Regions from separate parts of the Mus musculus genome. Here regions 1, 2, 3 and 4 are each linked to region 5. The links are chromatin loops, found by intact Hi-C in ENCODE. Cell type or tissue: heart. All regions are shown on one strand. Links, peaks and the distances in the headings refer to the core of each region. The heading gives the core; the rest is flanking DNA.

Region 1 (6,414 bases), core at 865-5,864, 420 kb before region 5:
TAATGACCAGGAGAGACATTAATGCAATGGAGACTAAAAAAACAGTATATAAAATCAAACAGAAAGTTAATTCTCGGGAAAATGCAAGATTGCTAAACGTCAAAATGAGAGAGAGGGGTGCGTGGGAGAGAGAAGAAAGAAGAAAGAAGAGAGAAGACCTGAGTCGGCTAAAACATGAGATGCAAAAATGCAGGTTACCATAGATTCCAGTGAAATCCAGAGAACGATTAAGGATGGCTTAGAAAACTTACATTAGAACGAAATGACCTAGAGACATGACTCAACCATTTAAAACACTTGTTGCTCTTCAAGGGAACTGGATTTCTTTTCCAGCACCCATTTTAGGGATTACAACTATCATTAACTTCACTTATAGGGGATCTGATGCCCTCTTCTGACCTTCATGTACACCAGGCACACTTATGGCATACATACATACATACATACATACATACATACAGGAAAAACACATATATCTAAAATAAAATAAATATGTAAAAAAGAAAAGGGTAAATTCATAGTCATATGTGGGGCGTGGGTGTAGGGGAAGAGTGGGGAGAGAGAGAACCCACACCCAGCCAGAGTTCCTGTGCTTTTGGCAGGCAGACGCGAGTGGACTGCCAGACACTTTCCATGCGGCCCCAGGTGGGCTGTGTAAAGCCACTGACCCCACATGGCGGGGGTGGGGGGTGTGGACAAGGGCAGCCCCCGTATCAGGTTCTCAGTCTCTGGAATCCCACGCTGGATATGGCAGAGGAGCTGAGAACAGAATAGGGGCCCCAGGGCAGCACTAGGCACCTGAGATACAAGAAGAGAGGTCAGGGGGAAAGAGGGAGCACTGGGTGGCTCCCATGCAGGCAAGAGTCTTTAGTCTGGTCCATGGCTGGAGCACAGGCAGGCCTTCCATCAGGAGGTTAGAAGAGGCTCATTAGAAGAGAGCCTATCTCGTCGTCCAAGCACGGCCTTGATGAACAGAGGCAGTCTATGGTTTTAGAGCTTTATTGTAGAAAGGCAGGGGGAAAGAGAGAGAGAGAGAGAGAGAGAGAGAGAGAGAGAGAGAGAGAGAGAGAGAGAGAGAGAGAGAGCAGCCATGGCCAAGAGGAGGGAAAGGGGAAGGGAAAGAGAGAAAGAGAGCTAGAGAGTAAGAAAGATGAAGGCTTAGAGAGAGAGAGAGGTAAAAGCTTAATGAGAGAGTAAGAAAAGTAAAAGCTTAAGAGAGAGAGGTGGAGCCAAGCAGCCCCTCTTATAGTGGGCTGTGTTATCTTGCTGTTGCTAGGTAACTGTGTGGAGGATTCAGCCAGAAGGCCAGAAGCTGGGGACATTGTCTATGTGACTAGTAGCCACATGCTTCTCTTGTTGGGGCTGTAGGGGCAGCAACTTCGACAGGAGCCAGGGGTCCAGGAGACATGAAGGAACGCCTTCTGTCCCATGTAGGTAAAAATTAACCACCCATTGGGTACCTTGGGATTCAAGACCTCAGCTTGACTGGAGACCAGGCCATCTGTGCATAGCCCATTGCCCCACAGTCATATATGACTTACCAAAATTAAATGCAGTAGTTATAAACAGCCTGAAAAGGCCTGTAACCCACAATGAGATGTAAATGTCTCCCAGTCATAAATAAATTCAGGTCAACTTGTCATTGTTGAATTATATTAAATCTTTAAGGAAACACCAATATTAATGCTTTCAACATATTCTATAAGATAGAAAAGAAAGAAAGAAACACATTCTAAAAGGCCAGATTTTCTGTGCTGGATACTTACAAAAAAAGAAAACTATAAGCCAATTTCCATGATCTTCATAAACGCAAAAATCTCACTAAAACATTTGTAAAGTAAATGTAAGAGCACATTAAGATGGAAAGATTTCTCTTAGTCAAACTGGCAGAACTAATATTGTGAAAATAGCCACATTATCAAAAGTGTTCTACAAATTCAATATAATTGCTGACAAAATACTAAAAATATTCATCACAAAAGTAGAAAACGTAATTCTAAAATGTATGTATGTATGTGAAATACCATAAATAGTCAAAATAATCCTTAACACAATTTGTAGTGGTGTAGGTATAATAACACTAGTCCTCAAATCATAGTAGAAAGCAATATTATTTTTAGAAAATGGTGTAAAAAACCAGAATAGTGTAAAGGACCTAGAAATAAACTCTCTAATTCATTTTTAGTCTGAATCTTATGCTAGTCATGGGTGAGGAATTTATAGCTTTTTCCATTTACTTCCTTATAATTTATTGGCTATTAATGTCATGTCCATCATCTTTCCAATCTATAAAAGATATAATTCTGTTTGGGTCAATTATTCTCTCATTTATGAGAAAATATTTACTGATTTTACCAAAAAGCATTTCTGTTGATATTCTGCTGCTTCTATTGATTCTTAAAATTTTAACAATAAACAAATAAAATCTTCTGAGTTCTAAGCCAACCACTTTCTTCTTTGAGTGACATGGGCCTCCATCACTTATCAATGTTCTAACCTATGGAGTTAAACTTGCTGGGGTCGCTTCCTAGTCTCCTCAGTCAATTCACTTATAAGTCAGCTCATTCTGTCACCGTTTCAGATCTCAGTTCTGTGGAGAAGGCAGCAGAATTATTAGCAGTTGTCGAAGTATCATGGACATTGTATCTAAGCTAGGATAAAACTAAGATATATGTATGAATACTGAAGCTGAAGCACTAAGTTATGTATGCATTTTACACAGGCCCTGTATAATTTCAAGGATAAAGGGCATCAGCCAAGATATATCTGAGGCATTTGCAGAGGACTAAATATAGAAAGACTCCAGATAGTATCATATTGCTAAATAAATACTCATCATGATATATATTGCTCATAGAGTAGTCATCTGTTTAAGAAAGCGAGAAAAGTGGAGCAAAGAAAAGAAAAAAATGAGAGGTGAAAGAGTTAGGGTGAAGGATATCTCTTGTACCCAAGCACTGGGTACCAAATTGAGAATTTCCCTTTTATCTTTCCAACTACAAAGTATTCCAAAGGCTGCCAAGGGCAAGAGCTACTTGAAGAACATAAGCATACACTTTTTGAACAAAGCACACACTTTGACCTTCCAGTGGCAACTTTGATGAGCTGAAATGGATCTAGCTAGACTGGGGATGTTCACAGGGCCATAGCCAGACAGTTTTGATGGAAACCTATCTTAGAAAAGTCAAGGGTTCTATTTCTATTGTTTTTTATAAAGCTGTTCCAAGTGTACACTTCAATCAGAGCTCTCCCCTGAACTCTTGATTCCTATATATGTTAGGGTTTCCAATGTTTTGGTATTTCCTTTTCTTGCCCATTGCTCTACTGAGAAGACATAAGCACGCTGTATTTTTTCTTAGCTCATAGGGAAAAATGAAGAATTTAATATAAAGGGTTCTTCCATGATCATAATATTGCTTTTCTTTATAGCTTGAAAAATATGAATTATTATGATGACCAATTAAATTAGTCTCTTTTCTTTACTATTTCAAATTACTTTCAAAAAGTTTCACGTTGAAAAATTATTACAAAATTTGAACACAGTGAACATTGGGTTTTCTCATCACAGAGAAATATGCACTTCTATTCGTTACAGATTTGTGAGTTTTTTCAAAATTCACCTAAATTTTAGTGTTTATCATGTGAGTGTGTACTTGCATATGTAAGTTTCGATTCTCATGGAGTCCAGAAGAGGGCAGCAGATACCCTGGAGCTGGAGTTACAAAAAGTTGAACACCACTGTTGGTGGGCACTGGGCACCAAACTTGAGTCTTCTGAAAGAGCAGGATATGCTGAGACATCTCCTGTCCCTGTAAGTTTATTTTAAGATAGGATTGGCATCTTTGCATTCCAATTTAGTATCTCAGGCATTTTCAAAATAATGGACATGGCATGCAAAACTTATGTTGGTAAATTATCCATTATAATAGATGATTGCCATTGTTCAAAATAACCACATCAGGAGGAAAAAAGGAACCAACTCCATAGGTTCTATTCTCTCTAGATGTAGATGCTATTTCAGATGAATGAAGCTTTTTGAAAGTTTTAATGGTTTAGATCTAAACTGTTCCCCTCAAAACTCATAATGCCTTGGTCCATGATGCAGTAGTGTTCAGAGATAAACAGTATTCAGAATGGAGCTCTTGGAAGGGGATCAAGAGGGCTCTATTTTATGAGTGCATCAATCTTATCATGAAGTCATGATTTCATGGCAGTAGAGGGACGTAGTGTTAACTGAGAAAGTAGGTTACCAGGGGCTTGTCCTGCAAGGGTACCCATTGACCTAGAGGCCTTCTCATTCCCATTGATTTCTGGGCCACCACATGAAGAGGTGATCACTTGTGCTCCACCATACTCTCTCCTCATTAGGTTCTTCCTTATCACAATCTTAGAAATAATGGATTTTAGAAACCATGGATCCTATCCCCTGAAATTGTGATCCCAAATAAATCTTTCTCATTTCAATTAGCTTTCTTAGAGTATGTGGTCACAGATGAACAGCTAACTGAGACAGAAGCTTACCTATGGAACATTATCAATTAGAGGAAAAGAAATAAGCATTTAACTTTCATTGGTAATAATGGGGAATTATGTACCAAATTTCTCAGTAGACAGCTTTATTTCACAGGGATCAAAGTAATTTTTTTTTTCCACAGACTGAACTATGTGCCAGTCTGTGTTTGTTTGTCTTTCAGTTCAATCTATGTAAAGAGGGTCAGCATTTCAGAAGATCAAAGCCATAAACAGTCTTTCTCTGTGACTGTGTAGACAACAGTACCCATTCCCCTGCCCATTACTCATACAAATTATGATTCAGGATTTAAGCAAATATGAGGTACCCTCAGATGTCTGCTGTTTATGATATAGCTGGAGAAGTAATGGTTTTCATTTGCACTTGTTTTCTCCAAGTCCTGTGGGTTGTCATCTTCTTCTGATCCTCCCCCTTCCTCTTCTTTTAACGAAACTTTCGCTTTTTTTTACCTCCTCATACCCACTTGAGGGTTCTACATTGCTGCTTGGTTTTACTGGATCAACTGGAGATCTTGCAAATCTGAGTCTTATCTTCCAGATTTGTCAGAGATTTTAAATTTTTTCCAAGATGGTTCATTGCAATATGATAAATACCAAAGCCAGAAGTAGGGGAAAATCTAATCCTTAGAGATAGAGGCAGGAAGGTCAGAGTTCAAGGGAAGCATAGGTAGCCTAACATTCTACCTGAATACCAACAGAAAGTACCATGGTGGTTTTTGTTGTTGTTGTTGGTGGTGGTACTTTTTTGTTTTTTGTTTTGTTTTGTCTTGTGTTTAACACTGTAAAAGTTAGTGTTAATTGGCAACTCAACCAAAGAATCAACAGGGAAATGTGTCATATCGAGTCTGCTTGTCTGGGATTGTCATGACAAAGTTAATTGATGTGGCAAGTCATTAGTTGTGACTAGGACCTGGGCTGTATGACAGCTGAGAAAGAAGCTTGGTAATCCCTAAGTATGTGCATGTTAATTCGTTTTTCTTGCGTGTGCATTCAGGAAGGTCTCTCAAGTCCCCACTGCTGTAACTTTCCTGCCATATCTCCTTATAGGAACTTTAAGGTATAATTGTGAGCCAGGCACACCCCTTTTCTCCTGAGCTGCTTTTCTTAAATATTTTACCACAGAAACAAGCAAGAAACTAGAACAACTATGAAGCACTGGGCATATCAAAAGGCTCAGACCTGTAATGAGTCTATACCAAACCAATCACCATTTAACAACTCACAGGACACAGATGAACTGAGAGGGTCTCACTGATTTAAGAATCCCAGTATTCATTTAAGTTAATCATGAAAAGGAGGACAGAGCAGATCTACATTAACCACATATTCACAGCATGATGCTTTACTTTGGAGAAATGTAGAGAAAAGAAGATATTATTAATGCTAAGTAAATGTACTGGTGAATTTTTTTTTTTTTTGTTGCTGTGATGAAATGCCATGACCAGTGCATCTTGCAGAAGAACAAGTTCATTTGTACTTAAAGGTCTAACAGTACATGAGTCCATATTACAGTATGGTGGCATAGCATTGGGTGGCAGGCATGTCAAGAAACTGAGAGCTCTCTTCTTCAATCTCAAGCAGGATGCAGAGAGAAGGAATTGGTCGTCATGGGAGGCTACAAAATCTTAAAGTCTGATCCAGTGTCATGTTTGCTTTAACAAGGACAAGTTCCTAAGCCTCCCCAAAATAGTGTCACCAACTGGGGAACAGTTGTTCAAATACCTGAGCAGATGGGGGACATTTCCATTCTGAGGTTACCCAGTTTATTAAAGTAAAGCTGAATCTACAATTTATAGGAAGACCCAATAATGGATCATGGTCCAGGCTGGTCAGAGGGGTTCCACACTAAATGGAAAATATAACTGAGAGCACAGATTTACAACT
Region 2 (6,414 bases), core at 1,008-6,007, 660 kb before region 5:
ACTGTATAGGTAGACTCTGAGGGCTCCTAATGCTGGAGCCCCGTCCAGTATGGAAGGCACCTAGCTGCCTACAGGAGAGTATCTTCCTGGCTGCCTCTGCATCAGGATGTAAAACTCTCAGCTCCTTCTCCAGTACCATGTCTGCCTGGAACCTTCCATGCTTCCCACCATGATGATAATGGACCAAACCTCTGAACCTGTAAGCCAGCCCCAGTTAAATGTTATCCTTTATAAAAGTTGCCTTGGTCATAGTGTCTCTTCACAGGAATGAAACTGTAATTAAGACCTTTGGGTACTCTGCTTCTCCAATTAATATTACATAGCTAAGCTATGGTCACATGGCTGGATATTAAACTTAATAGTTATATCAGTGTGAATTAAATACTTGTATTTTTTCAATTTGTGAAAGACAGCAACAGAAATTTGACTAACACCCCCCACAGGGAAAAAAAAAAAACTCTCACGAAGCCCAGACAGGAGCCAGGTTTAATGTAACACATTAATGACGGGGGTGAGAGGAGATTTTTATATAATCATTTCCTTGATGGATTTTCCAGATTCATCTTTTATGATTTTTATTTTAAAAACAACAACAACAACATCAACATATATTTTTAGGAGGGGAGCAGGTAGGGAGACACAGTTTCATGCAGTCTAAGCTAGCAGCAAATTCAAGATGTAGCCATAGATAACCACAACTCATCCCCTTGACTCAATCCTCCTGACTGCTGGGATTCCAGACATGGCTATCACGCCAAGCTTAATTTTAAATCACTTTATTTCTTCTTGCTGATAGAATAATCTCCCTTAAGTCAATCTGTTTCCAAATCCTTCAAGTTTTCACATTGATAGGAAACACTGTAGCCACTAGATGGCCATCCTTTCCTTCTCACGGTTTCCTTGGCAAAGATTCTGCTTTTGAGTAAATACATCCTTTACAAGGCTTATTTATTTTTACTAAAATTGCTTTCATGACAGGGATTCAAACTTACAACCACTTCATACAGCTGGGTTGGCATTTTAAGAGCCATAAGCGAAGCAAAGCAAATGTCACTGTAAATAAGTGGAGAGTGAAAGGGAGTTTTTAAACAATGAGCTTCTGCCGTGTGGCACTACTTGGTCTTGTGCATTATGTAAATAAATGCACAGTGCTCAAGTTTCTGGCAGGAAAGCCCTGGATGAGAAGTCTGGAGTGGACATGGCTCAGCTTTGCCTGGTGACATTCATTAGGGCCCCTCACTGTTCACTCTGTACCATCTCGGTTTTTTTTCCCTCTCCCTCCACACTCTCTATCTAGTCTTGTCATTTATCCAGGGCTGCATGTTATTCCCTTAGTTACAATCGTTAGTTAAGTAAACCAACAAATCTTTCAGGCCACACCAGTAGAGACCTATTTCCAGAATGTTTTTGGTGAGGATCCAGAGACAATCACTGGCCAATATGTTGATACTTCCACATTTTTCTTTATGTTTTTCAATATTCCATTTACTTTTTATAGCACATGCATGAGGAGGTCACAGGATAGTTTGCAGGGTCATATGCATTCCACATTCTAGGCTTTAAAACTCAGGCTATCAGACTTGGAGGCGAGGGCTTTGACCTGCAGAGCCATCAGGGTGGCCCCTTTCCACATTATTCTGTATAAATGTGTATAAAGATATGTCAAAACAACATTTTGATCAAATATGTATTTTCTTCACATTATACTTCTGTTAGCATTTCTATTTTAAACGTCTTCAACATACTTATTTTTGTTTTATTGGGAGACAGGGGTTCATGTACCCCTGGTGGGCCTCAAACTCCCTATGTAGCCTATATGACCTTGACCTCATGATTCTCCTGCCTTTACTTCCTCAGATCGTGGATGATAGGTAAGAAGCACACTAGCTTGAATATTACTGGGGATTGAACCCAGGTATTCTTGCATGTTAGGTAGGTACTCTACCAGCTGAGCTACAGCTCTAGCCCAAACATACGTATGTGTTCTTTGAATATTAAATTTGTTCTTAGGCTTTATGTATAATGGATTCTGTTACTCCAGCTTTGACCCTCTTGCCAAGGACCAGCCTCATCTTGGAGAGGGATTCATGAGAGAAGGAGCTTTGAAACAAACAACTCAAAATCAAATCATGGGCTAAGAGCTGATGGCCTATGTTCTGCTGGAGATAGCTTTCTAGATTCCTTCTCCCTCTCCTTCTTGCTCTCCCCCCTTTCATCTCTCTCTTTTGTCAGCTTTCTCTGGAGATCTCTAGACATCTTTCTGCTCAAGACAGCTTTTTTTGAATTCTAAAAATCTTCTGGATAGCTCATCTTTTGCAGATAAAAAAAAACAGTCTTTTACTTACATATCAGATCAGTAATTACTCTAGGTTCCCTTTAGATCATCCTATGAATCAACAGCCCATTATCCCAGCCCCCAGATTCTTAAGAAGAGTTAGCATGTACAAGCACAAACAATAAGATAGGCGGGTGAGACCCTGCCCTGGAATTACTATTCCTTCAATGCCTGGGCCTGGACCTAAACTTCCTCTGTCCCAAGCTGACCTTAGAACTCAGGAATCTGCCTGCCTTTGTAAGCATAAACAAAAAAACTTAGCTGGGTGGAATCTTGCCATGGGATCACCACTCCCTAAGTCTTTTTATCTCTTTCCTTTGTATCTTTCTGGCAAGCTAGCTCATAGTGCAGCTGCCTCTGCTCTTTTAGGTCTGTGAAGCTCCTCATATAACTCATATTGCACCCTTATGTTTTGTATAGTTGAGAAATTATATATTTTGGACTCATGTTTTCATCATTCTCTCACACAGTTTTAAGGGCTGTCCTGAAGGTCACAGACCTCTAACATTTGGCTGAGACATTAGACACACACTTGCCTCCTGGATGCTGTTTCTGATTGTCATTGATACTAGCAGAGAGGACATTCCTCGAAGGAAGGTCATAAAAATATGTACATTATTATACAAGCAAATCTTATGCCCACAGCAACCATCAACACTCATGGAGGTCCATGCCCTGCTGACTCTGGTCCAGGGTGGAAACCATGTCATTCTGTTTCTCACAAGCTGGACTTGGTACCCTCTCTTCTCTCCTTCCATCCTCATCAACTTCTCTCTTTCCAGAATCTATCATTAACCAATAGTTCAGCATGGAGGGGAACCAGCCCCTAGGGCAGGCCTCCATTGGTGACTGACTGTTGATGGGTCTGTTCTTACACAGACCCAGCATAGTCAAGCACAACTGCTGTGAGATCATGTCTGAAATGGCCACGCCACGCCTAGAAGATGGCACTTCAAAGCCCTCTCCCTGTCCTCCAGTCCTTACATTCTTCCCACCCTCCTTATTCCTTTATCTCTCCATGCTTTAGAGGGGCTAGTGTACACGTCTTGTTGAGGGTTGGACACTCAATTCACTTATAAACATTTGCATTTATTCCCTTATCATCCTGGTTTCACTTCTGTCCTACCAAAGTTTATGACGAAATCATAATTCCTTCTAGTAACTGCGCTCTTAGAATACTGCATCCAGAGATTCTCAATGTTAACTTTGATATTCAAAATTGCTCTAATTTTTCTAATAAATCTAATTCCAAATCTTGTAATTTCTTAACTTTATCTTTTCTAATCATTATCTTTTAGGAAGAAATATTTCAAGTTGCCGTTTGCTTTGGGAGAAGATATTCTAACTGGGCAGCTCATACAGTTTAAGCTTTTTTGATTAACAAGTGCACTGAAGGCAGACAAGGTATGCATACCTCCATCTGCTGGCTACTCTGCTCACTGCAGGAGGCTGAAGATACCCAGCAGGCCATGCCAATAATTTAATAGGCTGAGCTTCAGGTAGGTGAGGCAGGAAGGCAACATTCCTTCTGGTGGTTGTCCCATTTGTCCTTGGTAATCCAGCTCAAACATGTAACTGGATGAGTTTAATGTTATGTTGGGTATTTGGGAGAGTTGTGAACTCTCCAACAAAATCAGAATTGGAAAATTTTGATCAATCAGTAACAATGAATTACTTCAATAAAGATTAAGATAAAAATTGGGTATTACACAGTTAGTTTGATTGGGGTTAACATTTTGGTGCTTAAAGTGTCCCTACTAGTGAAAGAAGTTTGGTAATTTTTATTTCTTAATTTTTATCCCTACTAAAATGGAAAGTGGAATCTTTAACAACTTATTTGAATTTTATCATTCTATTATTACTATTGTCTCAGTTTTACCTAACTGTATTTCTTTATTTATAAATGTAAAAAAATCAATCTTCTTTGGACAAGACTACCTATGGTGGTTAGAATGAGAAATGTTTCCCATAGGCCTCATTTTTGGAATACATGATCCTCAGTTGGTGGCGCTGTTGGGCGGTGGGATATGGTGTAGCTTTGTTGGAGAAAGCACAACACTGTGAGTGGGATTTGAGAGCACAGAGCATCACTCCACTTCTTTCTGCTTCTTGTGTGCTGTTGAAGATGTGATCTCTCAGCTTCCTTCTCTTGTAGTTTGCTGCCATGCCTCCCCACTGTGGCAGACTCTTATACCTCTGAAGCTGTAGGTCAACGTGACTTCTTTGTTCCATGAGTTGTTTTAATCATGGTGTTTTATCACTGCAACTGAAGAGTAACTCAAACACTACTCATTCTACTAAACCCACACAGACACTGTCAATATTATATACATTCTCATTTCTAAACTAATATTATTTCCACCTTCTTCTGAGATGTTCTGTGAGACTGAAGGTGATCATCTCTCTCTCTCTCTCTCTCTCTCTCTCTCTCTCTCTCTCTGTGTGTGTGTGTGTGTGTGTGTGTGTGTATTATAGACATCTTAGTTTGGGACTGAGCACTCAATAGACTGCTATTCTCTTTGACCAGCTATGTGTCTCTGCATTAGCTGCTCACCACAGCAGAGAGAAAGTTCTTTGGTTAAGGTTGAGGGCAGCATTGATCCATTTGTATAATCACAAATATTTAAAAGGAGCGGTATGTCATGTCACTTAGCAAAACATCTACAGTAGGTTCTCCCTGAAGACCTGTGACCTTTCAAATCATGGACTTTTAACCAGGCTTAGAGTACCAGCCTCAGTTCCCTTACATGGATCAGGCCTTAAATCTAACCCCAAAACAGTTGGTTATCCCTATAACCTTCACACCATTATTTATTGTATGAGTGCTAGCCTCAAGAATTATATAGAGGCTGACTACATGTATAAAATATCTTACAACCCTAGACATGCAAATTAAGAGAGAGAGAGGCCATGACAGTTGCTTCCAAATTAGGCTGGATATCCCAATCCAACTTGCATTTTTAGATTTCCAACACCTCATCTCTGCTTAAGCTCACCCACTCTTAATCAGTGAGAATTAAATAACCCACAAGCTCAAATTCAGCGCCTTTGAAGGAACTTCAGTTCACAGCTTGAGCTCCGTTTCATCACTGGGATTATATGGCTCTTATTACGTGCCTTTACTCTTGTGGCTCAGTTTCATTTCTACAAAACCAGAATGGTGCCAAGGGTTCCTAAGTCAAGGGTTGTTTTGAAGACTAGGAAGTAGATCCCTATAAAATGCTCATCACAGAATATTGATGGCATATTAACAAATGAAAGTTACTGTGGATGCCATTCTATTTCCTGGTGGTTCCCTGAGAGTCTTCTCTTCCCCTCTGTCTGGGTAATGCCATAAACAGCTGCTCAGGGTTGCTTTGGTTCCACTGGACAATGCCTCATTCTCTCTACTGCCAGCTGTGAGCACACTGTGAGCTGTTGTGCACTGTCTGCAATGCTCATTTCTATTGCTCCTGGCAACTGTCGTATTGAACTAATCATTTCAGTTGGCACTGAGAAATGGATACAGCTTACCTGGGTACTGCACTGGCTACCAATCCAGGAGCCAACTACTAACAATCAATTCAGTAAATTGGCTTTATCAAACGTGCAGTATGCCAAGACTCTCATTCGTTAAATTTGCACATCCATTGTATCTTTGAAACTAGATTACCCTGAATCATTTCTCCACCCCCACTCCCTTGAGTCAGGGTCTGTCTCTCTTGTTTTTGCTGTGTACTTAGACTGGCTGGCCTGTGAGTTTCTGGGTGATTCTCCTTTACCTGCTCCCCATCTTGCTCTAAGAGTGCTGGGCTTACAGATGCACAGCACTGCAATCGCATCCAGCTTCACACAGAGTTTACAAGCCCATGTGTCCCATGCACACTCTGCTTGGACACTCTGTAGTACATGCTGGCTCCCCACCTTTGCTTTCTCATCTCTTGAACTCAATTTTGGATGCTTGCTCAGCTCAGTCTATTTGTGCCCACATATGAATTCTTCTCCTTTGGGAACACAAGAATCAAGACTGTTGTTAGGGTTGGAACCAAAGGGAACCCAGAAGGAGACATCTTTCCTCATCCATCACACTGGGTATAAGG
Region 3 (6,414 bases), core at 934-5,933, 430 kb after region 5:
AAATGGGTTCTCCAATACTTTCTGGAGTTAACTACAATCTGTGAATCTGGCGAATTGCTGCTAAAAGGCTGTGCTGACATCAAGAATCTTGGCGTGATGGGGGATGGGTTTCCCTCTTTATAAGCACAGACTTTTTTATTAAACATTTCAGCTCCTATTGCCTCCCAGGCTTGAACCCGGACATGAGGGACATGAGAGCCACAAGCCAACCCCAACAATCTATATCTATATTATATATATATATATGTGTATATATATATATATATATATATATACATATATATATACATACATATATTTATTTATTTAGTTAGAAATAAAATAAAAAAGAGAGGATTCACTCTTTCTTAGCTCCATCTTTTCCTTCTCTTTCCATCTTAGACCATATTTGCAATAGTCCAGGACAACACTGTGTACATTAATGCTTAGAATAAGTTTAGAAGAAGTTATCTGTTTTCACATATTGCCTTTTTATAAACATGCCATCTCATTTTTTCCCTATCCTTTGGGATCTTCACATTTTAGAGAGATTTTTATTTTGAATATTGTTAAAACTTTTTTTATATTATTATATCACTGTCACTGTGCTCTGGAGAGATGGACCATTTTCAGTGAGAATGATTTTTATCACTACCAAAGCTACTTTCTAACCAGAAGTAGAAGAACAAGAATTGAAACCAGTTCTGAATGGTAAACATTGGCATGTGTAAGCAGACTGCAAAGGCAAGGTGTCTTTGTCCTTGTCCTGTAGTTGTATTGATTATAGACCAGACGTCATGTTATGCTATATTGCTGGGATCTAGAACCATTGGTCTAGCTTTAAAGGACAGATATGATTGTTGCACAGAACTTCCTATTAGTTTGTATTCTAATTCAGCTCATGGAGGAAAGGACAAAAAGATAGAGGTCCTGATGTGGAAAGGAATATATATCAATCTTTGTAGCTGGTTTCAGTTTGTCCTATGCTGTAAATGGGATGTCAGACAGATGTCAAGCCATATTCTAGTTCAGTGAGTTGGATGGAAATATGTCTCAAGAAAAATACAGGCAACATCTAAGGCAGGGTCTTAGGATACAAAGGCTGGCTGGTGATTCAGAAGCAAAAATTTTAAAGTAGAAAGAAAATTAAGCCAATATGTAGCCAACAGGCAGGGCCACTCTAACTCCACATTCAAAGAACACCCATAGAACAGGGATACCATGTACATTTCATTGTTCTCTCCCCAGCCTGTTTATAAAAGCCCTTAAGACCACACAAGGGATGGGGGACCAAAGAGTATTTACTCTCAAAGGGAGGGAAAACAGGGTTGGCTGTACCAGTTCTTTGGTGCACAGATCAAAGATTCCAAAAACAACTGGCCAGCAGAGAAATGCAATGTGCCTAATACATTTGTTTTCGAAAACCTGGAAGATTAAAGTAAATAGTAAAATGAAATTAAGTATAAAGTTAAAGAAGATCCATTGTGAATTTTCTGTTGAAATTGCTTTAAAGAATAAGCTGATGGTGTGGTATGGGAATAAAATGATACTTTTTTTTTCTAGAAGGAAGGGGTGTACAAAGACCCGTCTCTCTTTGACTATGCTTACATACATGTGAGTGCATGAATGCATGTGCTTATGTGTTTGTGGTCATGTCCACACAAATTCATGCATATTCTAATCCATATATGTTAAGTGGTGCAGAACGGGTGTGTGTGTGTGTGTGTGTGTGTGTGTGTGTGTGTGTGTGTGTGTGTGTGTGATATGATGATATGGTGTATGTCTATAGCTTTAAGCATTGCTGGAAATAGATGATTTTGATTTGGAACATCCTCTTCCATGAGCCAAATAGCTAGCATTTAATGTCAACCTGAAAAGAGAAGAACAGAACCAAACGTACTATATGGTGCTAAGAAAAGTTTTTATCCAGTTGCCTAATGTCAAACCATAAGAAGCACATTTCAGCATTGTTTGCCAAGAACAGTTAATCCCTTAAAATTCAATTTAATACATGTTAGCTCTATGGCTCTGCTTGTATCTGCATGTATGTTACTTTATGTGGGGTTGGGAGAATTGCCCCAGTCCTGCAGCAAATTACTTCATGTTTTCGTGTTTTCCTAGTGTCTTGTCATCTGTGAAAACAGCTTCCTTAAAAAGTGAAGTCCATCTGTCTGGAAATAAAGATTTCATTTTTAAGTACCATAGTGAGTACCACATTTTCTTTTGGAAAAAAATCCTCTCTACATCCACTATTTTAAAATACTATTGAATCTCATCTTTACATTTAATGGTATAAAATAGAATATTTTACATCAGAGAACCCCACAGGAGTTCTTACCATTCCTTTCCACTCACATAGCATACTAGGAATGGATCTGTGTGGAAATATCAATCCATTTAATGTTAACTGCTACACCACCTGCTACAAAATTCCTTAACTTTCATTTATTATTGATATAGTGAACATTTTCATACAGAGTATTAAAATCACTTTAAAACTCATAAATCCACTAAAGGTTATGAGTTATTTTAAAACCTATGACTTAATTTCTATTAAGTAAATAAAGATAAATGGATCATATTATGTTTTCTGAGTTTTGAAATCTAAATAAAATTTTTCTTAAGTTGGTATGCAACGTCTTGGCTTTTAGTTTTGCTTTTGTTTGGAGTTAACTAACGTTGGAGTTCCTAGGATGTGATTACAGCTTTCCTGATTAGAAAAAAACCATTTTTTGAAAAAGTATCCATGATAGTTAAGTCTGTGAAGAAAAGAAACAAACATTTAGAAGTTATATTTAGAAATACTTCATACAAATATAAAACAAATGCCATAAATCTTTAAAAATAGTGTCAGTTTTAGTAATCACAGGCTAAAAGCTGCTGTTCATGGTGGCAGTACTTATTTATAGAAAATAATTTGTACTAGAGTCAATCAAATTATATGTATAGCTCCCATTGTGTTCAACATACAGTGTATCCTACATTGTACAACTGAGGTAAAAGAGGCATCAGTATTGATTCAGAGGAACTCCATATGGTATGTGAATTTAAAAATAATTTAGAAGAGATGGCAAGGCATTTTATTTTTAAGTGGATTATAAACAGACAACACACATGAAACCTGATAGTGGTGTTGGGCTTTAGGAAGGCTTGGTGCTTTGTCCTTCATGGTTGTAGAGGGTGTCTCATAAATTCACAAGTTGCATTAATTTAATTTGAATATATGGAGTGTGGAAGGAAGGGCATCGCCCTGATGCTGTGCACGCTTCACACACACTTATGCTCCTCAGGGGTGTGGCTTACGTATTTAGTTTAATTAACTCTGCACTTAATTGCTGAATCTCAGACCTATCATATCATATACATCCTTTTATTTTGGCAACTTAGTGCCAGAACTTGAGGAAAATTAGTTCTATTGTGCCAGAGGTTGTTGGTTTTTGTTGATTTGTTTTATCTGATTTTGATTTTACATTCAGTCTAACTTGCCTTCTTAAGTCTTGAGTATTTCCTGTATTCTACAGATCAATTAGTATTTATGAGCAACTTTGTGCTGTATAAAACTATTGTGGGTGGATATAAATTCCACATTATGCTTAGAACCTCATCTTCATAGTATTTTACAGGTATTTTGAAATCATTTATATCTTTCAAAATAAAATATATCTGAACAGAAGGTTAGACTAGTCTGCAAAATTTATAAGCAGCAGTAAATAAAATACATTTTTCTTTACTCTTTGAACAAGAATTGCATAAGACCAGATGCCCAAGAGAATAAAAGTGGAGAACTAGCAACCAAGCTGACCTTAGTTTTATGCTAAGTATATGGGTAATCTTATCCCAAACTTACAGCAAAGTATGGGTCTGGTAGAAGGGAAGCCCAGAGTGGGTAGTCTGTGAGCCCACAAACCTGAAATAAAGTAGCAAAGCCAATGGAAGGGCAAATCCATACACACAATCCCATGAAATGTGAAGCCTAAGAAAAATACTTTATTCCTAGATTGGACAAAATTATCCAAGACATTCAGCAGGAGAGATTTCATGGACAACAAGAAATGATCAACTTAAAAGTCTTTATTTTTAGCTAACTCTTAGCAGGTACCATGGCTACAGGCTGTCAAGGAATCAGGGGAGAGTAGTGTTTTGAAAGAGAGGAAGCTCCACCTTTGGAGTTTCTACTCACTTATTGTCTAAAATTAGCAACAATTTAATGTAGCTTTCTGTTTTGGGAGTTATGCACAACGGTTTTTTTGGGAATGCTGAATTAAAAGCAGATGGGCTCCCTATTCAACTTTCTTCCCTTTCCTGTTATTCTGAAAACAATTCCAGATCATGGGAGTCCCTGAGAAGAGACAGTTTCACAGCTCTGCTGGGATTGCATCATCGGATTCTAATACTCTGAATATAGCCACTGTAAAAGACTGTTTTGTACTAAGTAACATCACTAATTTTATTTTCAAGTAACACTCTCTATTATTAAGTTTACTCAAGTTTGAGCCAAAAACTGGATGAGCAGCAAGTAGAGGGATGAGGAGTCTATTTACCTCATAGGTTATGGGGTACAATCCCTCATGGGGTAGGGTTGTGGGTAGATGCTTGCTCACGTTTAATACATAGGAAGCACAGGAATACACGAAGTGGAGCTGAGATATAAACCAAGGCCAAGCTCTCTAGAAATCTACGTCCTGTCACTAGGTACCACTCCCTAGAGAATCCACACCTCAAAAGTAGATCTACAACCTCAGGACCAAATACCAAACATAGAAGCCTGCGGGAGATGTTTTATTTCCAAATCACAAAACATCTAAGCAAACCATTGTACATCTGCTTTTCTCTTGAATTTTGTATATTCTGGATATAAGAATATATTAAAGCTGGACTTAAAATAATTTTAGTCAAAGATGAGTTTTAAGTAATAGTGGATAAAAGTATGCTTTTGATTCGCGACTAAAATTTCTACAATTTCACTTGAGATTTTTTTTTCCAATATGAGTCTTTTATAATTTGCCTCTGAGACTGGAATGGGCTGTTCTACCAATCCAACCTTCTTTTCTATCACAATTCAAAGCCAGCGTAATAATTCAGATATTTTATTATATAAATCGAATAGAAAAGAGACCAAGATAGGATCAAGCTTTCTATTGTAGTGCACTTACACACAGATAGTTAAGTATTAAGATGGATTTATTCATTATCCCTTTTAATAACTTTGTTCCTAAAGAAACAAATTAGTATATGTCATCTCCATATGCATGAATAGCAACTGCCATGTTGCAGACAAATGATTGACATTTAAGATGGCTGCCCTGGTTGTCACACTGATGACAATAGATTGTTACTGACATCATACAATTAGGGAGGAACAGAATGGTTATAAACTCATGATGATATTGTCACAGTTTTCATTCAAGGCTTGTTAAGTGGCCATAGATATAAAGCTGTATTAGAAACTAGGAGCTTTTCAAATAAAATCATTCCTTTTCTATGTTTTCTGAGTGGATCCTTTTATTGACTGAGTGAAGTTATAGACTCAATCCAGAAAAAAAATGTTGTTTTCAAAGAAATAGATAATCATTAGTAGATACCATTTCTCATAGGTGACAAAGGTACAATACCACTCCATGTGACTAAGAGCATCTCTTGGAGATGACAAATATGATTGCATTTATGGAGGTGAGATGTAATTAAATTGTCTCTAAATTCCGTGTGATTTCCACAGTGACCCCTTGCTTCCTCTTATGGAGAACAGTGATTCTCTTTGTATGCATCTATATTCCTACACCAAGGTAAACCTAGCTCATCTTTCGCTTGGCTTAGAGTGATCCTCTGAACAAACTAGGGACACACAGATTTCCCTTGCTTTGTTTTTCAGTGTATCTACTTCATGAGCAAGCTATTCCCATCATTGTTACACCTTATACCACAATTAATAGGTGAGACTAATATTGATCTCTTAAATAAGTCAAGTGAAACATTTGGCCCTAGCCTAAACAATGTGTTTTATTATACTTGAATGGTATCCTCTGGCAAAAAAAGCAACAGTACATTTACATTTTGTAAAGTGGCTAACATGTTGGTGAAGCCAATACCACAATGACTAAGTCCCATTAAGAGTTACTTATTTAGACTTTTCAATAGTTATTTATTTCTCTGTCCAACATTTCAGAAAAACAGGCATCATTTTACTACCCAAAGTCTCTGTTTAGCAAGCTCATTTTCTTCCTCATAGATAAAGAAATGCTCCATCTGTGGCTACCTAGTTGGTCCCAAGCCAGTGTAAAAATATGTCCAGCTTTGTTCCACAAAGGTGACTTTAAGATTGCCTGGGCGGAATCATGCTTTCAAGCTCAGTGTATGAACTGTGATAAAAAACAGGATTGAATTTCTTTGTTCAGTTTTTCTCATGTGAATTCTGATTAGAATCTGAGAAAAGAAAAA
Region 4 (6,414 bases), core at 791-5,790, 390 kb before region 5:
ATGAACACAGAAAGTATAAAAACAAAAATGGAAACAAAAAACCCATGATGGCACATGATGGTAAACTCCATTAATTGGGCAGCTCAAGCAGAAAGATCTCACCTTACAAGCCCATGTAGTCTACCCAGAGGATTCATGTACAGCCTGCAGAATTTAGCAAGACTCTGCTCCAAAATGAAAGTAATTATAGCAACAATAACAAAGGGTTGAAGATGTAGCTCAGTAGATGAGTACTTAGCATACGCATGGTTCTGAGTCCCACATCTAACATTGCTGTCAGTCAATCCCACATGTAGCTACTTTGTGCTATGGTATTCAAAGGTCAGGAATGAGTGCTCAAAGTGACTTTGGCCTTGTCAAGACAATAGATACTGTCTGTGCCTTGTAGATGAAAAATTCAATATGAACTGAAGTAATCAGAATCTTCAGAGGGCCTGACAGAAATTTTCTTGATGTTGAAAAATAGAATCAGACAGTCACAGAGAAAGGCTGATGGCAATCTTGTTGAAGAAAACAGAAGAAAAAAATACTTAGGGTGGCTTCTAATATGAAACAGACCAGTGTGTTGGCTTACTGGTTATCTCCCACTGTGCAATATGTTGTCTCAGTATTGGCAGCTTGAAACAACACACATTTATCATCTGACATATTTTGTAGAACATGACTCTTTGTGGAGCCAAGCTGGCCCAGGGCTCCTTAGAGGCTCACAATTAGGGTGGAGTTCTCGTTGGAAAGTTCTACTTCAATGTCCTCTGCTTCTGAGCTCCCTTCCATGGATATAGCCAGGATTGTTTCTCCAGGATTGGTAGACTTATCTCCAGTCTAAATTAGTAAAATCTAGACTGTTAGCTGAGACAACCCTATTGTCCTCACCCAGTGGATCCTCTAATAGATAAGGCATAGAAGAAAGCCAGGGAGAGACAAAAGGAGGCAAAACCTAATCATAACCTAATCTCAAAAGTGACAACTCTCAATACTGTAATAAATAACAAAGGATTATACAGAAGAGATGAGGATCATTAGGGACAAATTATTTTCCATTAGATATTTTCCATAAACTTCTCAGGATCCTGCACTTGGTGCTAAAATTATATATAAATTTCTTTGTGTGTGTGTGTGTGGTGTGTAATCTTAGTGGATATACTCTGACTAATGTCCAAATGGCTCCACTGCCATGACTATGACAAAGCATCAGGTCAAAACCTCATACTTCTGAAAAGACCTTAGACAACATATTAACAAGTTTGATTAGAGCCTGGGCCAGGGGGCTGGAGGTGGGTCAATCAGTAAAGCAGCTGCCTTATAAGCACAGAGATCCAAGTAGGATTGCCAGAACCTAAATGAAAATTATGGGCATGGTGAAGGCATGCTTTTGCAATCCCTTTGCTAATGTAGCAGAGATAGGTGGATCCTGAGGGCTAGCCAGGGTAGCCTAATTAGTGAGCCTCAGGTGAATGATAGGCCTCATATTAAAGAATGTAGACAACATTTCTGGTTTCCATATGCATGACCATATAATCTTCCTTCCTTCCTTCCTTCCTTCCTTCCTTCCTTCCTTCCTTCCTTCCTTCCTTCCTCCCTCCCTCCCTCCCTCCCTCCCTCCCTCCCTCCCTCTCTCTCTCTCTCTCTCTCTCTCTCTCTCTCTCTCTCTCTCTCTCTCTCTCTCTCGTATTCAATACTTTCATATTCAGTGGGTCTCATGGGACATTTTTGTGGTTTTCTGCAAAAAGGCGGAGGATGAGTTTTGGGAAATGTTTCTGTCATGCAGAGTTCTACAGAAGCCTTTACTATGTCTTGTATGCTCTAGGGAAAGGCAAGTCCATTGAGTGGGTGATCGTGAATGTTTGCCTTGCCCTAGCTTGTCTCCTTACACTGTACATGAAGGCTGAAAGGCATCTTTGTAGAACTGTCCATAAGCAGACATGCATTTCTGGTATAGCACAACCTTCCTCACTCACTACTCCAGCGGTGGACAGGGTATAGCTCTGACTTTGGTACATAAAACTAAAATGAGTCATCCAAACCTATCTGAATGTTACTATGCTGTGATATGCAGAAAAGACAAAGTTTCTCAAGTGCTTCTGATTTAGTTAATGGTCCTGTATCTGCCTTGTATCTGAGACATTATGATGGTTTTTCTCTGTAATGTTCTCCCCATGAGGTCAAGATTTTAACATGTAATCCAATGTTTGTAGCACCATGCTGAAGGCTAGAAGTTTTTATAGATTGGTACCTGAGTTGTGGAAATAGGTTACTATGGAGATACTCACCACCCTTGATTCTCATCTCATTTCCTCCACTATTTGGTTAGGTATTGTTCTAGCTCAAATTTTTTTGTTGCTATACCAATAACCTAGCCAAAAAAAAAATCACTTAGGGGAAAAAGAGTTTATTTAGTTCACAGTTCCTGGTTACAATCCATCATAAAAAAGAAGGCAAGGTGGCAGGAATTTAAAATAGCTAATCACATCCCATCCACATTCAAGAGCAGAGAAAGTATCAGTGTAAACATGATTCTTCATGCTCAGCACCCTTGCTACACTTACACAGACAGAACCTCCTGGCTATAGCATGGTGCCACCCACTGTAGACTAGGTCTTTCTATATTAATTAATAATTAAGACCCTCATAGACATGCCCACAGGAAAACAGATTTAGAAGATTTCTAATTGAACCTCTCTTCTCAAGTGATTCTAAATTATGTCTACTAGGCAATTAAAACTGTGACAGCCCTCATGTAAAAAAGCGTTTGCCACATGCCACATTGTTATGAAGTGCTTGAGTCCTCTGAAATCCTGAGCAAAAATAAACCCTTACTTTAGGTTGTTTATGTCAGGCTGGAGTGATGACTCAGTGGGTAAAGTGCTTGGTTGCTATATAAACATAAGGACTTGGAATTTAGATCTCTATCACCCATGGAAAGGCCAGGCATAGCAGCACATATTTCCAACCTAATTAGGAGTCAGAGACAAGTGGACTCCAGGAGTTCACTGTTCAGTAAGCTTAGCCAAACATCCAGATCAAGGGTCAGTGAGAGACTTTGTTACCACTCCCTCAAATAAGGTAATGAGTGATAGAGAAAGATAACCAATGTCAACCTCTTTTCTCCAAATGTGCATGCACCACACACATACAGATTTTTATGAAAAGTTGTTTCTGACATATATTGGTCATGATGAGAACAGTTAACTAATGTGAAGGTTAACACATACTTGCTTACCTCATTTCCTGCCTTTCAGGAGTCTTATTCTTATCTTGTTGGATAGAAAGCAGGACATGACTCAATGGTAGTGTGGTTATATTGACTTTAACCTAAGTGCTATGGAGGTAGTCCAAGGCAGAGGAGTAATTCTACTAGAGGAATTATACATATTGGGAAATAGGTAGGACATGAGATATTTCTCAAGTGACATATAATCAACTCCTCAGATGATGTCACTGGATGAGTATTCAGATTTCCCATCAGGGGATGGATCCTACACTCTATATTAAAAAGTAATGTCAAATCCCTGTGGTCTTACTTTCTACTATTCTCAATGCTCCCATGGCTAGATGAAATACCATGGGTAGCCAATAGTAGTAGCGATGTGTCTCTGTGCTTGAACGCTGTTTGAAGACAAACCTTCTTGAAGACTTTGTATGAGCCTCTGCAAGGGAAAGGTCTGGAAAGACAATTATACGCAGTGCATTTCAACCCATATGGCTGAGTCATGTAGAGAAAAGGATCAAGGTCACATTGTGGGGATATCCCGAGGTGCAGGACAAGGAAGTTAAGTCCTCTTCCTTTCACCCAGCTGGCTCATTCCCAAGGCAGAATTGCCAGATGGATGAACTCATACAGATCTAAAAGGAACCATACAAATGGTTGTTTTATTCGCAGTCATCAGATGTCAATTTCACCTCTCCTTATACTTCTGTCTATAGATAATTTGAACCATTTCAGGTGATAAGAGGCCTGTTAAAACCATTATGTTGTTGTTGTTATTGGGGTTTTTGTTTGTGTGTGTAGTGTGTGTATGTGTGTATAAACTGTAACTCATTTATTTTCACAAGACATTACCCATAAATTGTGTATTGAAATCCTATGGGCAAAACTCCCACTAGAATTTGCCTCCCTTGGCAGATGAGTAAGCCGACACATTGCGTGCTAACCTCATAGTTTTCTCTTTATAGAAAAATCAACCCCTTGGGGGAAAGCAGACATCATGCCTCTTGTATCCTCAAATCCTGAGAACTCGTAGGCCTGAACTAAAAGAGCTGGAAGATCCATCTTGAGGAATGTCTATGACCTCTTGGTGTTTGTTCTTTGGCTGTCAGATTTGTAAATACCTCCACAGTCTCACTGATGGAGTGCATCCTGCTTGTTGCTGATTGTGGACTCTGTGTGACAGGCCTGCTGAGAGCTCACTGAGAAGACAGGAATGTGTTAGGGAGTCACATTATACTTAGAACATTACACGTGTCATTGTACCTCAGTCTAAATACAAACTCAGGCTCCTAACTTTATCCAATTTCTACAAATAAATACATTGGTTATTTTTCTCATTCCTCTGACTACAAAACTATACAAAAGCAACTTAAGGGTCAAAAAGATTTATTTTGGCTCATGGTTTCAGAGAGGAAGTTCATCATTGGCAGGAAGGCATGGAAAACTAGTTCAATGGATGTGGGAATGGAGAGCAGAGTACTTCAAACATGGTGAAGCAAGAATCAAAGTATCACCTTTAATGTCTTGTGCTTACCAGATAGGAACAGCACCCAGAGGATCCACAGTCTGTCAAGGAGCATCACCCACTGAGGACCAATCACATGCACCCATTGGAGGCAGTTTGCATTCAAATCATGAAGAGAAGGAAAGCAACACTTTTCTTGGGTTTGGTGACCTTCTAGAAGTTTCACAGGCTCTAAAAAATGAAGTTGTAATCCTACTTATTTCATCTAGCTTGGAGTCTGCCATTTGCACTGGACAGCTCACCTGTCTCATGGACACCACAGCAATTTTGTTTCCTCTGCCTATTAGCCTCAACATCAATCTCTTTCTCATGCCTTCCTGTACATCAAACTCTCTACCTCAGTTACCTTCTTCTCTGGATGGGAATCTAGGTCTACTCCTTATTGTCAATAGCTTGAATCTGCTTTCTCTCCACTTTCTCCCTCATTAACAAGACAATGTGGTCAATATCTCTTTTGCAAGTTATTAAGGAGATGAGATGAATTGCTTCTTATTAACATTGTGTGTACAGTGTTAGTATGTAGTGCCCATGCCCTGGTGTGTATTTGAAGGTTAAAGGACATCTTTGTGAAGTTGATTCTGTGCTTCCATTTTTTCTATGGGTTCCAGAGATTGAATTCAGGCCACAAGGCTTACACAGTAAGAGCTTTTCGAGTCTGAGCCAAGTCCCTAGCCCAAGATGAAATGCTTCTTATAGATTTCTAGTTCCTTCACTCTCCTTACAGAGAAGTGTTATTCCTAAACCTCCTACACATGAGTATCCCCCAATTAACGTATCAAAAGGCATATTGGTGTAAACATAATTCAGATTAACAGCCCAAGGCACACAACTTCTGTTCAAAGAAAACCTTTCCTTCAATATGTGAACTTCAAAGGTTTAGAGGCCTGGAGATTAACTGGCAATAATGAGATGAACAAAAGAGTCAGGATTTATACATGTATTTGAACAACCATTCAATAAATAGGAAATATTGGAAGATAAGCAGCTGAAGGAAGGTGATACTGATTTGTGCTAATTTTTTGAGGTGGTATCATGGTGGGGAAAATATCATGGTTGACTGCTACATGGTAGAAAGAGAGAGCTAAAACCATGTGCTTGTATATCACATGACTCATAAATATAAATATTTTTAATAGAAAGGGGTTTAGCTGTTATTCTCAAGGCCTGAGCCTCCCTTCCCAGGTAATCTATTTCCTGTAATCAGAAAATAGATTCCACAGCTTCCCAATTTCTCATGACAGCACTGCTCCTAGCTGTAGAGCAATTGTTCACACACATGTGCTTGTGAGAAACATTTACATTGAAACCATAATGGTCCATGAAGACTCAAGAATGAAGCAGTTTATGTATCATTCTTAACAACCCAAACCACCAGAATAAGAGCTTCCATGGAAACCTACGTATAACTTTTTTTTCTTTGTTTTTGTTGTTGTTGTTTGCTTGTTTTATGCTGATGTTCCACTGAACCTACATTTCTACTTCTTGGTGCTAAGAGTCGTATTTTTTCTTTTTCAAAAAGAGAAAGAGTTAACAGTGGCTCTAGTTCTTAGAATATCTAGTCATGTTTAAATATCATTTAGTTCTGGGACTCCTATTAGGAAGTTTCTTGCTGAAAGTAATTTTAGTTCTTTCTTTCCAGAACCTTACAGTTTCTCCTGGTTGAAGCAAGAGTGTAAAGCAT
Region 5 (6,414 bases), core at 924-5,923:
TATAAAATTCTCTGAGAATTAATAAAGACATTTTTTCAAAATGAGTGATTTTTGCCCAAAAGGCAATCTTACCATAAAGGATTTGACTTGGTAAATGGAAAGCTTCACAAACTCATGTAAGCCTCATCACAAGATAGCTTGCTAGGGCTTTTGGCCTTATACATTAGCTATTTTACAGTGTACACACAAAGGTACAGCACGAACTGGACTCCTCAGATTCCTGGCTGCAAGAGATCTGCTACACTGCATCTCGTTGGCATACCTATCCTGTTTTCTTTTCTCACCAACACAAAGAGAAAAATGACATTTGAGGTGCTTGGCTTGAAGGAGTTAGGTGATCACACCAGTCAAAGGCATTAACTCTCCTACACAACTGGAACTTAGTCTTACACAACCAGAAAAGAAGTGTAGCAATATGAAACTTAGGAAATCCACAGAACAGAGCTCAGTGTAGCCGAAACCTGCAAGGTCCTTATGAATGTGCTTTGTCATGACAAAGGACCCCTCTCCGAGGATCAATCCTTAGCATAATGGGTTTCCACTTATTATTTGTAGATTTCAGAGACTTTTTTAAAAGGTTAATTGTATATGGAATATGTGATTCTGGAGGTCTCCATTTAAGGAACAATTGCAGAGTTTATATGACAGTTTGCTTCCTTGTGTGGATTCTATAAGGGATCTAGGGTTTGAACTGGAGTTTGCCAGGGTCTCCCATGAACAGTATGGGTTATGAGTCAATCTGTCTTTCAGTGAAAATGCCTCGGCGACTGTTCAGCCTAAAGTGCCTCCTGAAAGGACACATGGGACCCAGCTTTCTCCTCTTCTTTGTCTCTTTTCCTTCACAGATGTTTGGAGAATCCTCATTAAAATTAGTTAGAGTGAAATAGAAAAGACCCTGCCGTAAAATAAATCTAGTTACATACACTTTGCTGGATTGCCTCGTTTGCATGATGCACGAGTCTCGTTTCTTCTCTCTGCACCTCCTCTCTGTGCATTAGGTGATCGCTGCCAGTGAAGACAGGGTGCCACATCCCTGATGGTGCATCTCTATTCTTGAGCATTAAAAGGAAATACGTGCCATCTGTCTCATATATGGAAAGCAATTTGAATTGGTGACTTCTGTTTGCTTAAGGTTACAAGGTTTAAAGCTTTTGTGACTCTCAATGGTGAAGACACCCTGTCTCTAGTTCAGAGACTAGCAGCGCGTTTCCGTGAATGCTGGAACCTGAACAGAAGACTCATGAGAGATCCAGTGAGGCAGAGAACAAGGTGGGGTGATGCAAAAAAAAAAAAAAAATGTTCCTTGGTATCAACTGCTCTGGATCAGAACGGTAAGTTTGGTGTTTTCAGAATGCAGCACCTCAGTCAAGTGGCATACTATCGTGATGTCTCAGTTTTCCCCATTTGGGAATGGACATATCATTTATTGTACAGAGTATTACATATATGCATGTATATAAATGGATAGAGAGTATATGTATGAATTTACTTCCCAAAATCTGATAAGAAGATGGGGAATATCATCTTTGTCATCATCACATTTCAAAATGATAATCAATAATAATCCAGCTGGCAAAGGAAGTCATTAAAAAACAAAATAGCACAGTGACTGAATAGAGGGCTCAGGCATTAAGAGCAGTCATGATCACAGCATCCAGGCAAATAGCTCCACCCCAGCTCTGAAGGGGGAGGAGACAGGATATGCTGATTCCAACCTAGCCAGGAAGACACCTACCTTGGGTTCAGGAGAGACCCTGCCTCAAATAAATTGGGTGATTCTGATAGAGGAGGCCACCTGATACCTTTTCTAAACAACACACACACATACACACACACACACACACACACACACACACACACACACACACGACAGACATACAAATAAATAAATATAATAAGCAAATATTAAGAAATAGCTCCTGGTAATATACTGCATACATTAAAAAGGAGTCGCATATGGAAGTTGTGTTCTTTATGGCAATTAAAATATAAAAGTAAGAGACTTTAATCACTTCCGTTGCCCTCAGTACAAAGGCCCTATTAGATAAGAAATAGAACTGGGGGCTTGGGGGAACCGGGGAGATTTTGGGTTCTTTTATAGGTACCATAGCACTTTTCAAAGGAGGTTAGGGCTGGTTTTTTTTTTTTTTTAATTTAAATAAAATTATATGTTGTCAAGCATCAAATGCCCGAGCAACTTAACTTTAATTAAAGAAGTAATGGGCAGTTTGAGAACATTCTGTTTTCCATTTTCAGAGCAATTTTCTCCAACAATACTTTCTCCTGTAGCAGAAGAAAAACTTTCCTAGGTCTGGGCCAAGAACTCTGAGGATGGTGAACGTGTAATTTGAAGTCCACCCTACACTCACAGACCGCAGAATGGCAGTGCTATAGAAAATCTAGATTCATGTGACCTAGCCCGGACTATTTTAGCAAGGAGTAAATGGGAGCCTATTGTTGCTGAGCGAATTGTCCCCAAAGTACACAGCTTGTTAGAGCAAAAGTGTTCCCTTCCTTTTAGCTAGGTTTCAAAAAATTTGTTAAGCAGACTGAAAATGCTTTATACGTCTATAAATATCCCAAGTCTGTGGCTGATTCCTTGCACTGCGGTTCTCCTAACAGCCTTATTTGAGCATAACTTAGCTGTTCAGCAGACTTTGCATGACAACACGGTCCGGTCTTAATAGTAGCCGAGAGAATGCATTATCGAGACTTTATTTAGACTGTACAGTCAAAGTCATCCAACTGTTAGTCATCCTGACATGTGCTTCGGAATGCCACACACCCATGAATTCTGCAAAAAATGTCACCAACTCTGTATGACCTAGCCTACCACACATCCAAGTTTCTGATATTAAAAAAAAAAAAAGCTGCTAATCTTTAAAGTTTCCTCCCTAATTATAAAATATATAAAAGAAGAAAAATTTCATAAACTCTGCACATTTAGCAAAAAGAAGACCTACTCTGAAGTAAATGACTATACCACACCTAAAATGAAGACCACCCTTTTGGGGGATCAAAGGAAAATGCATTGAAGAAGCCCCACGGAAACTCACCTATTTTACCCTGTGACTACTGACTGGCTTATGGAATCTGAAAACAGATTCCAAGATGCATCTCTCTCACATTGATCCGCACAGTAAAACTGGCTGCGAGTGTCTCAAGCGACTGAAGGCACTGCTCTGAGACAAGCTGCGGATTTTTTCTTAAATCGAGCTATATGCGATGCATTTTTTTCCTAAGTCACGAAACCTCGTGAGGAGAAGCAATCTTGACTTTCTGCCCTGCTTTCCGGAACTAACGGGGGGGGGGGGGGGGGGGGGGGATCTGGGCATAGGAATCAGTGGATGCAGAGTCCATTGGGACGGCTTTCTGGCCTGACTTCCCTTTATCATCTGATTGCTGGTGGCTTCTAACCTTCCCAGATGGGACTCATCCAGGTGTGACGCCAGCTCCATCCAGAAAGACTGGCCCAGCTCTACCAGCTAAGAGAACAAAATCTGCTGGATTTCAGAAGCCACGGTACTGGGGCCTCTCTGCACTGTAATCATCTCCTGGGCTTGAGTGACAGGAAGAAAAAAAGTGCAACAAGTGGCTTCCTATTGTGCCCCCCTCCCAACCAAGGCTGTTTCTTTCAGGCTTTGGAAGACATTCAGTCCATTTGAGGGGAGTGTGTGTGTGTGTGGGGGGGGGGGGGGGGCAATGTCAAAAGCCTCCCTCCAGAGACAGCTGTGGTAAGTAGGAAGACAGGGAAGGCAGGGACTGAGCTAGGCAAAAGGCCCTCAGAATTACACAATGGTGATTTCCCGGGGAGGAAGCCAGGCTGAGTAACACAGCAGGAATTTGTTAACAACCCCCTTCCCCCACTGCACCCCAGAAAAACAATCAGGCTCCAGATGCTGATAAGAATTCTTTTTATGTTATTCGAATAAAAAATACATTCATACAGAAATATAACAATCTCGCAAAAAACAATTTCAAATAAAATCTTGTAAAACAAAATTTTACAAAAATCTTACAAAGATTCTTTAGATAACAGGGTGCTTCAAAAAAAAAGAAATAAAGAAATTTCACTAATAGAAATTTTTTTTTTTAATTTCAAGCAAAAGTTCCTGCTTGATTGAGGCTCAGTTGTCACCTGACCAGAATGGACTGCTTAGTATTAAAGTTACAGCATCGACACGGACGGCACCCAGCCCCAGCCAGTCCAGCAACGTCGCTGTGTTTCATAAGTGAGACGCGCCAGCACAAGTTTCCTCTCTCTTCTGTTTACCTTCTTACTTAATGGAATTGCTATGGATAAGCACACAGCAGGGCCAAAAAAGGAGTTTTCCAAAATCCAGCAAATCAAGTGCTAGGATTTTGAATTGCCAAACAAAAGTGCATTTTCCCCTTGAGCAAAATGAAATCAGTTCTGTAGAGAAATGTATTCATCAGGCCAGATACAATAAAACAAAACAAAACAAAAAGCAGTTAAGGGAGCTTTAATCATTGCTCGTTTCCAGGAAGATCAAACGAAATACCAGCCCAGCCAGACTCATTCTCATATATGTAAAGATCCACACCCAAAAAGCCAAGCAGCTGGATGAAATATCAGAAATATCAGCTGTCTACGCTGTGGTATGCCAAATTCCGGGAAAGTACTCCTTGAAAAAGCTGGAAGAATCTACATGCTGGAAAAAATAGTTTCATCTGCATAAAAAGTATTCTAAAAAACAATCCCTGTGGTCAGCTTACTCTTAGGTTAGATCTTCTAGTAAGGCTGAAAGGAAAATTAAAACCTTTGTGTGTCTGAGTCCAGCTGGTTGGCCAGTATTTTGTTCATGCCCCTTCTAAATGGCCGAAGGTCCCCTATTCCAGGCTTGCCAATCGTGACTAGCAGAATCAGCAGCCTGGAAAAGACTCAACGCCAACAATGTCTCCAGCAAACTATTAAATTAAAGATAAAGCCTCTATAAAAGTTAGGTTATAGTTTTCAATTTCTTTTAACCTCCTTTATGGCCATTTTGAAATACTTCTTCACAGGCTGTAGAATTTTCTAGCTAAACATTCTAGTTTCTTCTTAAAAAAATATTTATATATTATCTATATATAATATATATATACACACATACATACACATACTATACACACAAATATACATACACAAAAAATTTCATCCACTTTTTCAAAAAAAACAAAAACAAAACAAAAAGCAGTATACTTTCAGTATTACCAACAGATAGCTAGACAGGTACTCAAAACTTGTGCCTTTTGAGCAAGATATTGACATTGGTTTTTCTTGTTTGTTTAATACTTCTGTATCTTTAATATGTGTGACAATGTTACATAATAAATACAGCCGGTGTGTGTGTGTGTGTATGTGTGTGTGGGTGTGTGTGGGTATGTGAGATCTGTACAGTTGTGCAAGGTCTCTTAAAAGAGTCTCATGGTAGCAGAATTAGTTTTCAATTGCCATGTCTATTTTTTTCCCCATTTTAACACTGACAGTCAAGTTGTTGGAAATGAACACATGTTGACATGTCAAAGGACTTTTCACCCGTTCGTTCATCACTGTGGAGGATCTTAAAGAGGTGTTCTTTTTGTTGTCGTTGTTGTTCTTTGTTTGTTTTGTCCATATTATACATTGATACAGTACAATGCCAGGTGAAAAAAGAGCCTTAATTAAGCATGCGTCACCCATTCCCCTGTATTTGACCCCACAGAAGGGCCAGTTGCATAAGGCACCATTATGAAGGTCAACAGTGCATTAACAGCTAGAAAACCAGAAATAGTCCTCAAGGCATAAATAAGAGACGTAGCTGCGTGAGAAAAAACGGTTTCTAAGCTTAGTGGTTTGATCCACTCTGAGAAAAAAAGTTTGTGTTCTTAGCCTAATGTGATATTAGACGGGTAATTTCCAGGCCCCTAGCATTTAGACATTTGACAAGTGTCCAATTTCTCCAAAGGGTACCTTAAGATTCTCAAAAAAAAAGTAAATTCAAATTCCGAGTCGTCGAAAATACAACCCTACATTGCACAAGATCATTTTGCATGGGAGTGTTACAAAATAGAAGGATCTGGGGGGGGGAGGGGGGAGAACGTGTCTTGCCAGGCCTAAATGGCTTAAGGAATCATTATTCTACACAAATTAGATCTTATAGCTGCTTATTAATTGGAATCAAGATTGGAGACGCAATTTAAAAATGTTAAACGTTTATAGCTCCCCCAGACCATGCACGACTTGTTTTTTTGTATTATAAGGGAAAATGACCACTGCGATTTGTAAATACAGCTTATACAATGGGTTACAAATGAGCTCCATGTAGCCAGTAAAACAAGCTACTTGACACACTGCACATTCTATAGCTGCACCAGACACCAGAAAGTCCTTTCACACAGGAAAGGGGCACAGGGGCTCCCCCTGCCCTTAAC

What was found. Hi-C counts contacts between places; a loop is a spot of excess contacts. Peaks named below come from ENCODE experiments on the same cell type or tissue, not always from the same donor. Only the 100,000 strongest peaks of a DNase experiment are listed, where the experiment ranks them.
Region 1: it touches region 5 in a loop (2.9-fold over the local background); 4 of 42 quality-filtered maps call a loop at or near these places.
Region 2: a loop joins it to region 5, with 4 times the contacts of the local background. A loop is called at or near these places in 8 of 42 quality-filtered maps.
Region 3: it touches region 5 in a loop (3-fold over the local background); 8 of 42 quality-filtered maps call a loop at or near these places.
Region 4: it touches region 5 in a loop (2.7-fold over the local background); 3 of 42 quality-filtered maps call a loop at or near these places.

What each region holds. Positions count from the first base shown.
Region 1 is chr13:6,289,591-6,296,004 of GRCm38, reverse strand. No RefSeq gene overlaps it. Among named protein-coding and RNA genes, the nearest start is that of Gm35615, 3.4 kb to the right of the region's middle. In heart, for the core only: a CTCF peak has its summit at 3,694 (motif pointing right); no DNase peak of the experiment used is centred there.
Region 2 is chr13:6,530,245-6,536,658 of GRCm38, reverse strand. No RefSeq gene overlaps it. Among named protein-coding and RNA genes, the nearest start is that of Pitrm1, 15 kb to the left of the region's middle. In heart, for the core only: a CTCF peak has its summit at 3,758 (motif pointing left); no DNase peak of the experiment used is centred there.
Region 3 is chr13:5,434,215-5,440,628 of GRCm38, reverse strand. No RefSeq gene overlaps it. Among named protein-coding and RNA genes, the nearest start is that of Gm40660, 18 kb to the left of the region's middle. In heart, for the core only: no CTCF peak of the experiment used is centred there; no DNase peak of the experiment used is centred there.
Region 4 is chr13:6,252,841-6,259,254 of GRCm38, reverse strand. No RefSeq gene overlaps it. Among named protein-coding and RNA genes, the nearest start is that of Gm35615, 33 kb to the left of the region's middle. In heart, for the core only: no CTCF peak of the experiment used is centred there; a DNase peak (open chromatin) is centred at 3,744.
Region 5 is chr13:5,867,878-5,874,291 of GRCm38, reverse strand. Klf6 (Kruppel-like factor 6) reads right to left here. Exons shown (of 4, transcript NM_011803.2): 4 at 3,899-6,414. Among named protein-coding and RNA genes, the nearest start is that of Klf6, 9.6 kb to the right of the region's middle. In heart, for the core only: no CTCF peak of the experiment used is centred there; DNase peaks (open chromatin) are centred at 3,781 and 4,231; H3K4me3 peaks cover 731 bases; H3K27ac peaks cover 1,458 bases.